2 separate regions of the Mus musculus genome follow, and region 2 is linked to region 1. Evidence: chromatin loops called from intact Hi-C (ENCODE). Cell type or tissue: left cerebral cortex. All regions are shown on one strand. Each heading gives the region's core, and the rest is flanking DNA. Links, peaks and the distances in the headings are about the cores only.

Region 1 (6,070 bases), core at 762-5,761:
GTAAACAGCTAAGACAGATACCTTGTGGTAAATTAACCAACTCCTCCCCCATTGGCAGATCTGGCCTGAGGGATGACTTAGAGAGGATATATACACAATGGATTAGCCTCCCCTTCCCACTCCTCAACCTTCTTGTACATGTGCAAACACGGAACTACTCCCAAGGAAAAATCCAGCACTCTGGAGAGCACACACTCACTCTCGAAAACTCTGAGTCACTGGAGGAAAATGCTGTTTTATTTCATCCATCACAAGGCTCACAGTTATAAACACTAGGCTGAGGAGGAAATGAGCATACAGTTGTGACAAATACCGAGCATGTAAATCACTTGGTGAGTTATGAATTATGATTCTCAAGGAAGAACTCTGAGGATATTCTCTTGCAAGGATAAAAAAAAATGTTCTGTGAGATCTAAAAATAATTCCATGAATTTAAGCACACTTAATGGAATACAGGCAGGGCCTCAAGTTAAAGGAAATTCAAGTACCCATGTATGGAAATGCTCTCTTTTACAAACAGAAATGCTTTGCATAGTACGTGGTCTTGAATTTCACATGTGGACTTTCTAAAGGGACACTGACTTCAGGTCACTGGCTCTGAAGCAAGAATCAGATTACAGGATAAACTTCCAGATGCTCCCATGGCCTGTGTTCTTGGCCTGCAACCCTCTGTTCCATCCCTCCAGCCCAGTAGAATTATATCTTTATCCCTCTCAAGCCTTCCCTTCTATGGAGGAACAAACATAATTACTGCTTGCTTAGCACATCAGAGGGTTGTTCTTTTGGGAAGGATTAAAACTAGAACACAAAATAACTTGGGGTACTCTCACGGTTACCTAAGTAATTTTCTCAGCTTCTCCACTGCTATGGTCTGAGTGTTTGTGACTCTCCTAAAACTCCCATAGTTCAAGTAGAGGGCAGGGCCCTATGGGAGGTGGCAAGATCATGACTCTGAACCTCCTGAATGCAACTAGTGCCTTCAGTCAATAGGCCTTGCCCTTCTACTATGGGAAGTTGTGGTGACAAAGTAGCACTTATAAAGGACAAGACGTTAACTTATAAAGGAAGTGGGCCCTTACCAGACACCCAGTCTGCAGCGGCCTTGAGCTTGGACTTCCTAGGCCCCAGCACTGAGAGAAATAACTTCCTGCTATATGCAAGCTACTCATGTTCCGGTACTTGTTACTGTAGCCCAAATGGACTAAGCTCTGTCTCAAGATGCCTACATTTCCTCCTTCATCCCTTGCTATTATCTATCCCTCCCCACTGTCCCCCTCCCCACAAAGGACTGTCCTTAGAATTACACTAGAACATTGGCTTCTTTCACAGATCTTTCTCTCTGTAGATATATCCTGACTTCCCTACTTAGGTGTGACACACAGAAAGCCATCTATAAAACTTAACATGGCTCAGACATGAAAGGTTTTAAGAACTTGAATTGACATTCTACTGTTGGCTAATCTTAAAAAAAAAAGAAAAAAAAAAGTTCTATCAAACTTCATTTTCCCCCTTGATCAGAAAGCTCTTTATCCAAAGTACAAAATTCTGGGATATCTTTTTTACTTCCTGTCTTCAAAGATTAAAAAAAAAAATTAAAGCCATTCATGGAAGAATGTATTGATACATGGAAGGGATTGGTGACCTATGGGTTATCTTATTAGCCATCCACTCAAGAAGCACATTTCTCACGTTAGTTGTTACAGTTTGTACCAATGTTGTTCTAACAGCATAGATGCAAATGTGTATCTTTCACATCACTTTTATGATTAGGTCTACTGTTTTTAATTTTTATGATTATTTTAATTTTTATGATTACTAAGACAAGGTTCCATGTAGCTCACTCAGACTGACCTCGAACTTGCTCTGCACACCCATGGGTGACTTTACTCTTCTGATTCCCTGATTTGTCAGCCCACCTGGATGAAGCAGTGCATGGGACTGAACTCAGACATTCATGCAGAAAAGATGAGCACTCTATTCATTAAGCTATTATCTCCATGCCACATTTTGTTTTAAAACGGCACAGTACCACTCGGGAGGCAGAGGCAGGCGGATTTCTGAGTTCGAGGCCAGCCTGGTCTACAAAGTGAGTTCCAGGACATCCAGGACTACACAGAGAAACCCTGTCTCAGAAAACCCAAAAAAAAAAAAAAAAAAAAAAGAAGGCACAGTAACGATACCTAACTGAAGACTAACTGAAGACACTAATATCTTTTGTTGCTTGCTTGACTGACTGACTGTCACTGATAGAGTATTGCTTTATTTGCTTACTTTTATTCCAGACAGGAATTCTGCTCATTAAACATTTGAATGCTTACTAAAGACAGCCCTGGGCAGGGCTTGGCCACAGAGCAAGCACATAAGTATGAATGATTAGAGCAAAGCCCTGAAATCCATCTGGTGTGTGTGTGTGTGTGTGTGTGTGTGTGTGTGTGTGTGTACACATATTTGGTTCCTGCAACATTTTCAAAATCTGTGTCTTCTTTAAAGAAGTCGATTTGGAAAAAAGAAAAGAAAAAAAGAAAATCACTCTGCTTCAATGCTATAATTTGGGGGGGGGGGTTGTTTATGTTTTTGTTTTTGAGACAGGGTTTCTCTGTGTAGCTCTGGTTGTCCTGGAACTCACTTTGTAGACCAGGCTGGCCTTGAACTCAGAAATCTGCCTGCCTCTGCCTCCCAAGTGCTGGGATTAAAGGCATGCGCCACCCCCCCACCCCCACCCCCCCACCCCCGGCTCATAATTTTTTTTTTTAAGCCAACAAAACCAATTCTGTCTGTTCTCTGTTCCAGGTACAACAAACTGTATTGTTCTCTCCTGAATTGTCAAAGGTGATCTGGAGAGTAAGCCACAAGATACAGTCATCTGACCTAGTTACTTTCAGGAGGTGTCAAGATTATAAGTCAATAGCTTCTTCTACGTTCATATTTTAAAATAAACGCACGTCAAGTAGATAGTTACCATATTCTCATAGGTAAGATAACCAGCATTTGTCATCTAAAATTTAAAAGTATAAAAGCATTTGCTATTAAACTTTATGACTGCATTAGTGTATTCAAGCATAAGTGATTTTTAAAAAGCTATGCTTAACTTTAACATAAGTAAAAATTTAACAACAAATGCTTAGGTGGGTAACCATGTGGAAGAACAGCAAGTCAAAAACCAATGTAGGTGTCATTTCTCCATTATGGCACTTGTACTGAGCCTCGTCAGTAAGCTTGAAACCTGTTAGAGTCCAGGAAACAGCTAAATCATGTAACTTGCATGCAATGTATATGTTTTCAGGGCTCACCATTTGGTATTAGATAACCAATATGGGGGGGGGGGTGCTCTCAGCAGTCCTTAATTGCCTGTAGTCCCTTGCTAGGGTCCAGGCCCTGTGAGCTCTCCCTTTTTCCATATCTATTACGTCATCCTTGTTTTCAGCTGTCTTGTTTAGGCAGGAATGTTGGTGAGACTTCAGGGGTGTAGCTTTCCTGACATTTCTAAGAGATGCAATCTCACAGCAGACTTCCTGTTCCTCTGCTGAGTTATATTTATCTATCTAAGAACAGCTAAGGATATATATATATACAATTAAAGAAAACAGGCCATGAATTTGAAAGAGAACAAGAAGGAATAACTGGGAGTGCATGCAAGGGGAAAAGGAAGAGGGGGAGATGATAAAAAACTTGAAATTAAAGTGTTACAAGGGCATGCTGCAAAGCTTAGGGACCTGACCGTAGAATCTTCCGACTCTGAACAGTCTCGTGAATTACAGGCTAGTGGATTGAACACCAGGGACTTTTCTATACCTTATCAGAACAAATAACATTTAGACGCAGACCCCACAAAGAAAACTCATGGATCACACACCTTTTATTCCTAAGAGACAACACAGAACGAAAGGGGGAAAAAAATCTCTGTAAGAGACAACTGGCAGGCTAAGCTTCATTAAAATTCAAAGTGTTCATTCTCCAAAAGACGTTGACAGGAGAATGAAAAGACAGAATGAGAGAAAAATATGTTCAAGAGGCATATCTGTTGAGTCCAAAAACTAAAATTAATAAAGAATTCTCAAAACTCATCAAGTTTAAACAAAACAAGCCACTGATTGAAAATAGAAACAAAGACCTTAACAGTTTCAGCAAATAAGTTGCACAGAAAATAACTATGAGAAAAAAAAAATTCCACATGATAATGTCAGCAGGGAAATGGAAACTGGAAACAGCATTACTGCTACACACCTACTAACCTCTAAGAAAGGCCCAAATCAGTATCCTGACACCAGCAAATGTTGGCAAGGACATAGAGCAACAGGAATGGCCATTCGTTGCTGGAGGGAGAAGAAAGCAGTGTAACACCTTGGAAGACAGTGTGGCAGATTCTTATGGAACTAAACATAGTGGTACCATATGAGCAGCAGTACCACTCCTCAGTGGTTACCAAATGGGTTGAAAATGTGTGGCCACACAAGCAATTGCATGTGGATGTTTATAGAAGTCTTTTGTTGTTGTTTTGAGTCTCGGTTTCTCTTGTGTATCCCTGAATGCCCTGAAACTCGCTCTGTAGACCAGGCTAACCTTAAAGAGAAGTCTCATTCATAATGACAACAACTTTAAACCATTATGAAATCCTCTCATATTAGGTAAATTGGGCTAAATAAATAAACTGGCCCACTCAAAAAAATGGGATAACATTTGCTCCAAAACCAAAATGAGCTATAAGGCAATGTAAAGATATGGAAGCAAATTAAATTCATATTAGTAACTGAAAGAAACCAGTCTGAAAGGGGTATATATTGTACTATTAGATGGCTCAGGGATTAAGAGCACTGACTAGAGCCGGTCGTGGTGGCACACACCTTTAATCCCAGCACTCCCACACAGGAATTGAACTCAGGACTTCTGGAAGAGTAGTCAGTGGTTTGTTTGTTTGTTTGTTTGTTTGTTTGTTTGTTTGTTTTTACTAAGACAGGGTTTCTCTGTGTAGCCCTGGCTGTCCTGGAACTCACTTTGTAGACCAGGCTGGCCTCAAACTCAGAAATCCACCTGCCTCTGCCTCCCAGGAGCTGGGATTAAAGGCATGCGCCACCACGCCCAGCTAATAAGAACAATTTTTACCAATTTTATGTTTCAGGTATTTGTTCTTAATATTTTCTATCATGAGAAGGCTTTAAAATGTTGCTCTTCCTCTATCCGTAGTCAAACTCCAAAAAAGAATGGTTACTGGGAAAATATTCTCTATGTGATAAATGAATTATTTGTGTTAATAAAATAGCACAAAGTTATTTGATAGGTGTTGCACAGTTGTTTCTCTGAGACTTGTTTAAGTTTCTATCCAAGGGTTCTTTTTCAGCTAGAGAGCTTGATGCTACAACACAGCCATCTTCTTGCTCTTAGGGGCACTAGGGCTGGGATCCAGGGTCTTGGCACTCAAGCTTAAGGTCACGCTTTCCCACTGAGCTGTGCCTCTGAGATAGAGCCATCATTTTAACAATGATTTACATTATTTACTACTTTCAACAAACAGCAGCAAAAGGAGCACGTGGCACTCTAATTCTCACCAATGAAGGTAGAGATGTTATTATTTACAAATAACCATCTTCTCATTTGTCAAGAATTTGGTCACAATCTTGCCTCATTTGCTTACTCAAAATTTCAAACTGTCTAGTTTATCCCAGAGTTATAGCCAGCTTTTTTTTTTTTTTACCACTTTGTTACATACTACATCCCTATATAGAGTAAGGATTTTAAGTGACTCACAGCCAACCGTTTACCCAAATGCCACAAACTGACTGGTTCACCTCGTCTCCACTTACTCTCAGCTCTTCTAACATAAATTCTTATACATGAGATTAGATTGCTGAACCTTTATTTTATCCATTTACCATGCATATCATTAAAAGTATTGTACTTAGACGATTTTGTCATGTGTTATAATATTAGGGCAGGCGATTTCAATACATTTTATTAACAGAATTTTTCCTGTTCTTGCCTGTTTGTTATTCTATGTAAGTGCTGAAATAATGACAAGTATTGGAAAAGTCTGGTTAGATTTTGTGAGAGTGTTATAATTTGAAAGGGAAATTAT
Region 2 (6,070 bases), core at 625-5,624, 57 kb before region 1:
CATGTCAGGAGCGCCTGTCCAGCCTTTTCTCACTCCAGCAGCTGAGCCTCAGCTCTCTGTCTCATTACCCAAAGCAGGAACAATGCTGTTGCTCTTCCTGTTGGTGGTTTGGTTATGTCTTGCCAAGTGTCATGAGAACTCTTTCCCTGTGGGGACTTAAACAAACCTCTACTCATTCCAACAGCAAACAAAAATCTGATTCCACCCAAGTCCAACTTAAACCACGAGTTTCTGAGGCTTCCTTACAGAGCACAGGTGAGGTCTCTTTTAGGGGTGTGGATAACCCCAAATGCTGTACTCATTCCCTCTCACGCCAGCAATGACTGTTAGGACAGAACTATAGGAAGGAGAGGCAGAAGAGAATCTCAAGTGAGCATCCAATGGCCCTCCCAAAGCCACCTTCTGTGAGAACATCAACAACCAACATGCCTGGGGGCTCATTCAAGTGGTCAAGCCAGTCCTGAGGACAATAGGTGTCCAGTTCCGGATAGAGTTCTATAGCACTGGCTTACATAGTTAAAACTTAAACCTGAATTTACCTGACCTAAACCCTCATTCACAGCATGTCAAACACTGGAAAGCCAAGACACCTACCTGCTTCTCATCCTCCACTCCTACCCACATCCACAGCCAACCAGGCCAGGGGCAGCAGCTGTATTTCAGTGAAACTCTACTCAAAACTATATATTGCTACTACATTTTCACATAAAACTATTTGAGATAAATTAAGAAAAGGCTTTTAATGAGAGACAATATTTTCCCATAGCAAAGTGTGTGTGTATACTTTCAAATTTATATATATATATATATATATATATATATATATATATATATATATATATATATATATATAATTTTAAATATACATAAAATTAATAAGTTAACATCACAGACTATATATAATTGATAAAATGAACTGCACATACATATATATGTAATATACGATATATATCTTTGGAAACAGAATGAGAAATGTGTCATTTATAAAGATACTTTTAAATCTCATGAGTCTAACCTATGCTAGGCTTGGAAATAAATGAAGTGAAGTAACTACTATCCAAGAAAAAAAAATGCCTTCATATTTTCTTTAGATATATTACCTTGTTTCTTATAATTCCTATAAAGAACTTTTCTTTAAATTTCTGCATGATTACATAAATACATACCACCTTTAACTCCATATGTGTGTGTGTGTGCGCGCGCGCACATGTGTGCACGTGTGTGTAAGCATGATCCTTCTATGTCCTACTTGTGCTTTCATCTAACGATAGTAATTTCAAAATATTCTGAGAGTATTACCAAGTGTCCTATGTAAACCACTGGAAATGAGTAAATGCATGTGATTTTAATACCCTAACTAGCTTTCCAATTCAGGTTTAATACAACTGTGCATGCCTATCAGCTTTCCAATTCAATATACCTTGTTAAATGCCTTTTAAACTGACACATATTCTGCAGTAAGCTTCCATTTCCTCCACTCATGTATTTTTGTGGTTTGATTTTAGGGGTTGTTGTTTTGTTTGTTTTTGAGATGAATCTTACGTGATAAGAATTCTAGGCGCTACAGGGATTACAGGTCTGAGCCACCAATTCTCATTTTACTGATGAGTGATTTTCCAAAACCTTCCCAGGATCATGAACGAAATGATTTCCCCAGCCCTCTTGCTCCCATTCACCACATCTGATCCCAACCCAATTCTACTGTGTTACCCAGGAACCTTTTCTGTATTATACTCTATGGACTCACTGCCATTATCCCTGGCCATCACTTAGAACTTAAGGGGTTACACCATCTAATCCCCGAGAGTCTTCATCTTTTCACTTGTGCTGCCCTAGTAAGGGGCCACAGCGGCAGCTTCAGAGCCAAAAAAACAGGGCCCAAGACAATTCCCCATCACAGAAACTCATGAATTCTAGCGCCTCAATACCACATGACCGTGACCACCAGGTTCTTCCACAGATGCGATAGAGTGTCTACCTATACTGCCTCCTCTAACCCCAAGAACCTCTTGAAGGCCATCCTGTCTGGAATTAGAGGTCTAGTACCATAATCTGAAGATTCATCTGGAGGATTTTGATGCAAGCTAAAAAGATCAAAGCACTGAAAGTTGAGTTGACCAGATGGCTCAGTGGCTCAAGGCGCTTGGTACAAAAGCCTCATGCTATCCGAGTTTGAGTCTTAGAACCCATACAAAAATGGAAGAGACTCTTCTCTATAAAGTAGTCTTCCTATCTTCCATACAAGTGTCATGGTGGGCCCACACATGTATGTCACATTCACACATAATAATGAGAATTGTAAAATATTGAAAGCCACTGACTGCCCTTGAAACCCAGCAAATTAAAGCTCCACCCGGACCCAAGTGATAGCTTCGTCAAAATTGGCTACTTTTGTAAAAAGAAAATTAAACCGAAACATAATTCATCTAGCCTTAACCCAACTTGAGTTTAAAAATAAGCAATAAAAAGCACAAAGAAGCTCAAAGTTAGTGCAAAGCCTGGAGCTACTGCCAAGGGTTTTCAAGTGTTGACTAAGAAATAAAAGAACACTCGATGCAGTTCACTGTGCTTAGGCATGCTTCAGAAAGCACTGCAGAGCTGCCTCTCAGGGCACTCTGGACCAGGGCTCTGAAGGTCAGGGAAGGTCAGGGAACTGGTTATTTAACACTCCATAAGCAGCAACGCCCCATGGTTTCCAGTGGAGAACACCTAAGCCAAAAGAGGTAAAAGGAAAAAAAGCATATCTTCAGTCACACAGAACAAAACACTTCAAGCAGTGCTGAGGAAATTTCCGCCCTAGGATTTCTGAAAGGCCGGTCCGGTCAGAAGGGTAAGACACTGCTGTCACGTGCCTGAGCTTCCTCATCCCTTGCATTCACTCCTGTTATGTCCCTGAAGACCAGTGCGAGGCATTTAGACGTAGCTTTTATGTTACCTAAACTTCCTTCATTTAGCAGAGTCTGAACTAAATGTCAGAAAAAAACATCTAATGTGAGGGGAAGCTGGCACAGACACAAGGGCACCTCACTGGAAATCCCACACAATCACAACATCTGTATGGTTTCTGTAAATACAATTACTTATAAGTGGAGGCAGAAGGCACTAGAGAGAAAGGAAAACCAACTTTTTAAAAATAAAAACAAAATATGTATAAATTAATATGTGCAGTGGTTGTACAGAAAAGTAACTTGCCATCAAGGAAGGGCAGATATGTCCTTTATATTAAAAAAAATATATGTATCTTTCCTTAAATGTAAGCAAGATGTAAAAGGCTCATGACTCTGGGTTCAAATCCCAGTATACCTCCAAAGAAGAAGAAAGTTAACTTTTGAAAGTCATGAATTAAAACTTATTTAGGGGGCTGGTGAGATGGCTCAGTGGGTAAGAGCACCCGACTGCTCTTCCGAAGGTCCAGAGTTCAAATCCCAGCAACCACATGGTGGCTCACAACCATCCGCAACAAGATCTGACTCCCTCTTCTGGAGTGTCTGAAGACAGCTACAGTGTACTTACATATATTAATAAAATAAATCTTTAAAAAAAAAAAAAAAAAACTTATTTAGGTGCTAGAGAGGTGGCTCTGAGGTTAAGAGCAAATACTGTTTATCCTAGAAGACTCAAATGTGGATGCCAGGACTCACATCAGGTGGCTACTAGCCACCTGTAACCATAACACTGAGGAATCTGATACCCCATTCTGGCATCTATGGGCACTAAATGTACTCCATGCAGAAACCTACACAGGATACATACGTATACATAATTGAAAATAAAATAATTATTTTTATATTGTTTTCAGTTGTAATCAGTTATGATCACTAATAGCAGAAAACTAATAAGTAATTCTTAAGACATTCTTTAACAGCAATTCTAATATATAATTTGTTGAAGAAAGATTTCAGCATAGATAGAACGATGGCTCAAAAACTAAGAGCACTTGATGCTCTTACAGAGGACCAGAATTCAGTTCCTGGTGCCCAAACGGTGACTCACAACTATCTATAACTCTAAATTTTGGGGATCCAATACCCTCTTCTTGACTTCACAAGAATCAGGTACACACACGGTACAAACATACATGCAAACAAAAGTAGTCATACACATAAAATAAAAATAAATGTTTTAAGTAAACTTTTAAACAGTGTAACCCCGAATTTCTACTTAATCTTCCAACAGAGCATAAAAAAGGCACCTAACATTTGATTGTGAAATTACTTCAGAATGGGTAGGAAGTACTACAATAAAGTACTTACACCAGTATGACAGATACTCAGACAGGTGCACTGGAAGCACCTGTAACTTGATGGTAACCAACGGCTGTCTAATTAGCCCACTCAACAGACGGAAACCATGCTTAATACTCTTGTGCTGGCTTGAATATGAATGGCCCCATAGGCTCACACATTTGAATGCTTACTCACCAGGGAGTGGAACCATTTGAAAGGACTAAAAGGATACACACACACACACACAGAGAGAGAGAGAGAGAGAGAGAGAGAGAGAGAGAGAGAGAGAGAGAGAGAGAGAGAGAGAGAGAGAGAGAGAGAGAGCGCGCTTATCTGGGCAAAAGAGCTCTTACTTAGCCTTCACAAGACCCTGAACTCACCCTCCAGCCCCAAAGGAAAGATCAGTGAGAACTTTCCTACACTGAAGGCCTACTGCATCTGGCATTTTCACCCATTGAGAATTAATTTCAAAGGGAATTAACCCTTAGACATAATTACTTACTTCTAACTTCTTAATGATACCCTTTCTGTGGTTATTATCTAAAGTTAGAGACATGTCGCCCACATGTAAAAAAGTCTCTGAGGAAATAATAAAAGTAATCGCCCCAAAATAATGAGTTTAATAAGAATCGTTATGCTTTCCTCTATAATTTTATCTCCTTTTTTTTTCTGAATTTTATGCTGCTAGAGACTGAACCCAGGACATCAAGCACTCTAGGCAAGTGTTCCAATATTGTGGGACACCCAAGTCCAAGTTTCATTATTGTTTAGATTTAACATGAAGAAGCAAAGTCATTTCACTTTCATATTTTATCCCAAGAAGACTGGTAAATACTGTTTTTCATAAAATAAAATGTGTATAATTTCTTATAGTATGAAAATGACCAAAGATTAAGGGGAAAGTGTAACTATTCTCTAAATCTGTTATTTCCATGCCTTGTGGTTTAGAGTTATTAGTAAAAAAATTTAAAAAAAATAAAAAATAAAATCTTAATTTACTCTCAAAAGCGAATAAGGAAAAAGAAAACTCTCCTCTAAGAGTATTCAGAGGTCCCCCAGGGCCTTCTTTATGCTGTCAGGTGGACACTATAGGCTGGTCACCCAGTTTTGCCACCTTCCCTGACTGAGAGTGTCCTGGCTGAGTCCTGCGGCCACCTGTCTCCTTCCTCCACATTTTCCCCCTAGGAATGTTTATCCTCCAATGACAGCTCCTTCATTTCTCTCAGACTTATTCCTCTCCAAAGATAAAACTGTACCATCATCTAAGTGATGTGCCCTCCTCCAATACTCTCAAGACTACCATGTTTCCAATCACAAAGCCATTACTTCTCTTCATACAAAACTGGCATGCAGATTGTACATACTTCTGGAGTTCTGGGAAAGAAGAGAATATATATCTATCAGAGATATTAGAAAAACTCCTGGTAGTTTCAGAATATTTGTGTCTTGCCTAACTAACATCGAGGCTCTTTGTTTGTGGCAACTTTTAATCCTCACAGGGGTCCCTCTACACAGGGTCTAGTGTTGCCTTTATTATGTTGTATAAGAATGAGGATAGATAGGTGGTGTATTAGGGTTCTCTAGAGTAACAAAACCTACAGAGTGAGTATGTGTGTATGTGTATACACACACATAAGCATATTACATTCCACATCACATATCATGTATAATACATTACATGCCATATAGATAGAGAGACAGACAGGCAATTTATTAGAATGATTTGCAGGCTATGGCCAGCTAATCCAACAGTGGATGACTATGAATAGAAGTCCAAGGATCCAGCAGTTGTTCAGTGCATGCACCTGGATGTCTCAGCTGGTCTTCAGAATGTCCTGGAACCC

What was found. Peaks named below come from ENCODE experiments on the same cell type or tissue, not always from the same donor. Only the 100,000 strongest peaks of a DNase experiment are listed, where the experiment ranks them.
Region 2: a loop joins it to region 1, with 2.1 times the contacts of the local background. A loop is called at or near these places in 1 of 42 quality-filtered maps.

What each region holds. Positions count from the first base shown.
Region 1 is chr14:101,799,256-101,805,325 of GRCm38, reverse strand. All of the region lies in intron 2 of Lmo7 (LIM domain only 7), which reads right to left. Among named protein-coding and RNA genes, the nearest start is that of Lmo7, 72 kb to the right of the region's middle. In left cerebral cortex, for the core only: no CTCF peak of the experiment used is centred there; a DNase peak (open chromatin) is centred at 3,511.
Region 2 is chr14:101,856,293-101,862,362 of GRCm38, reverse strand. The region is part of intron 4 of Lmo7 (LIM domain only 7); the gene reads right to left. Among named protein-coding and RNA genes, the nearest start is that of Lmo7, 130 kb to the right of the region's middle. In left cerebral cortex, for the core only: no CTCF peak of the experiment used is centred there; a DNase peak (open chromatin) is centred at 2,548.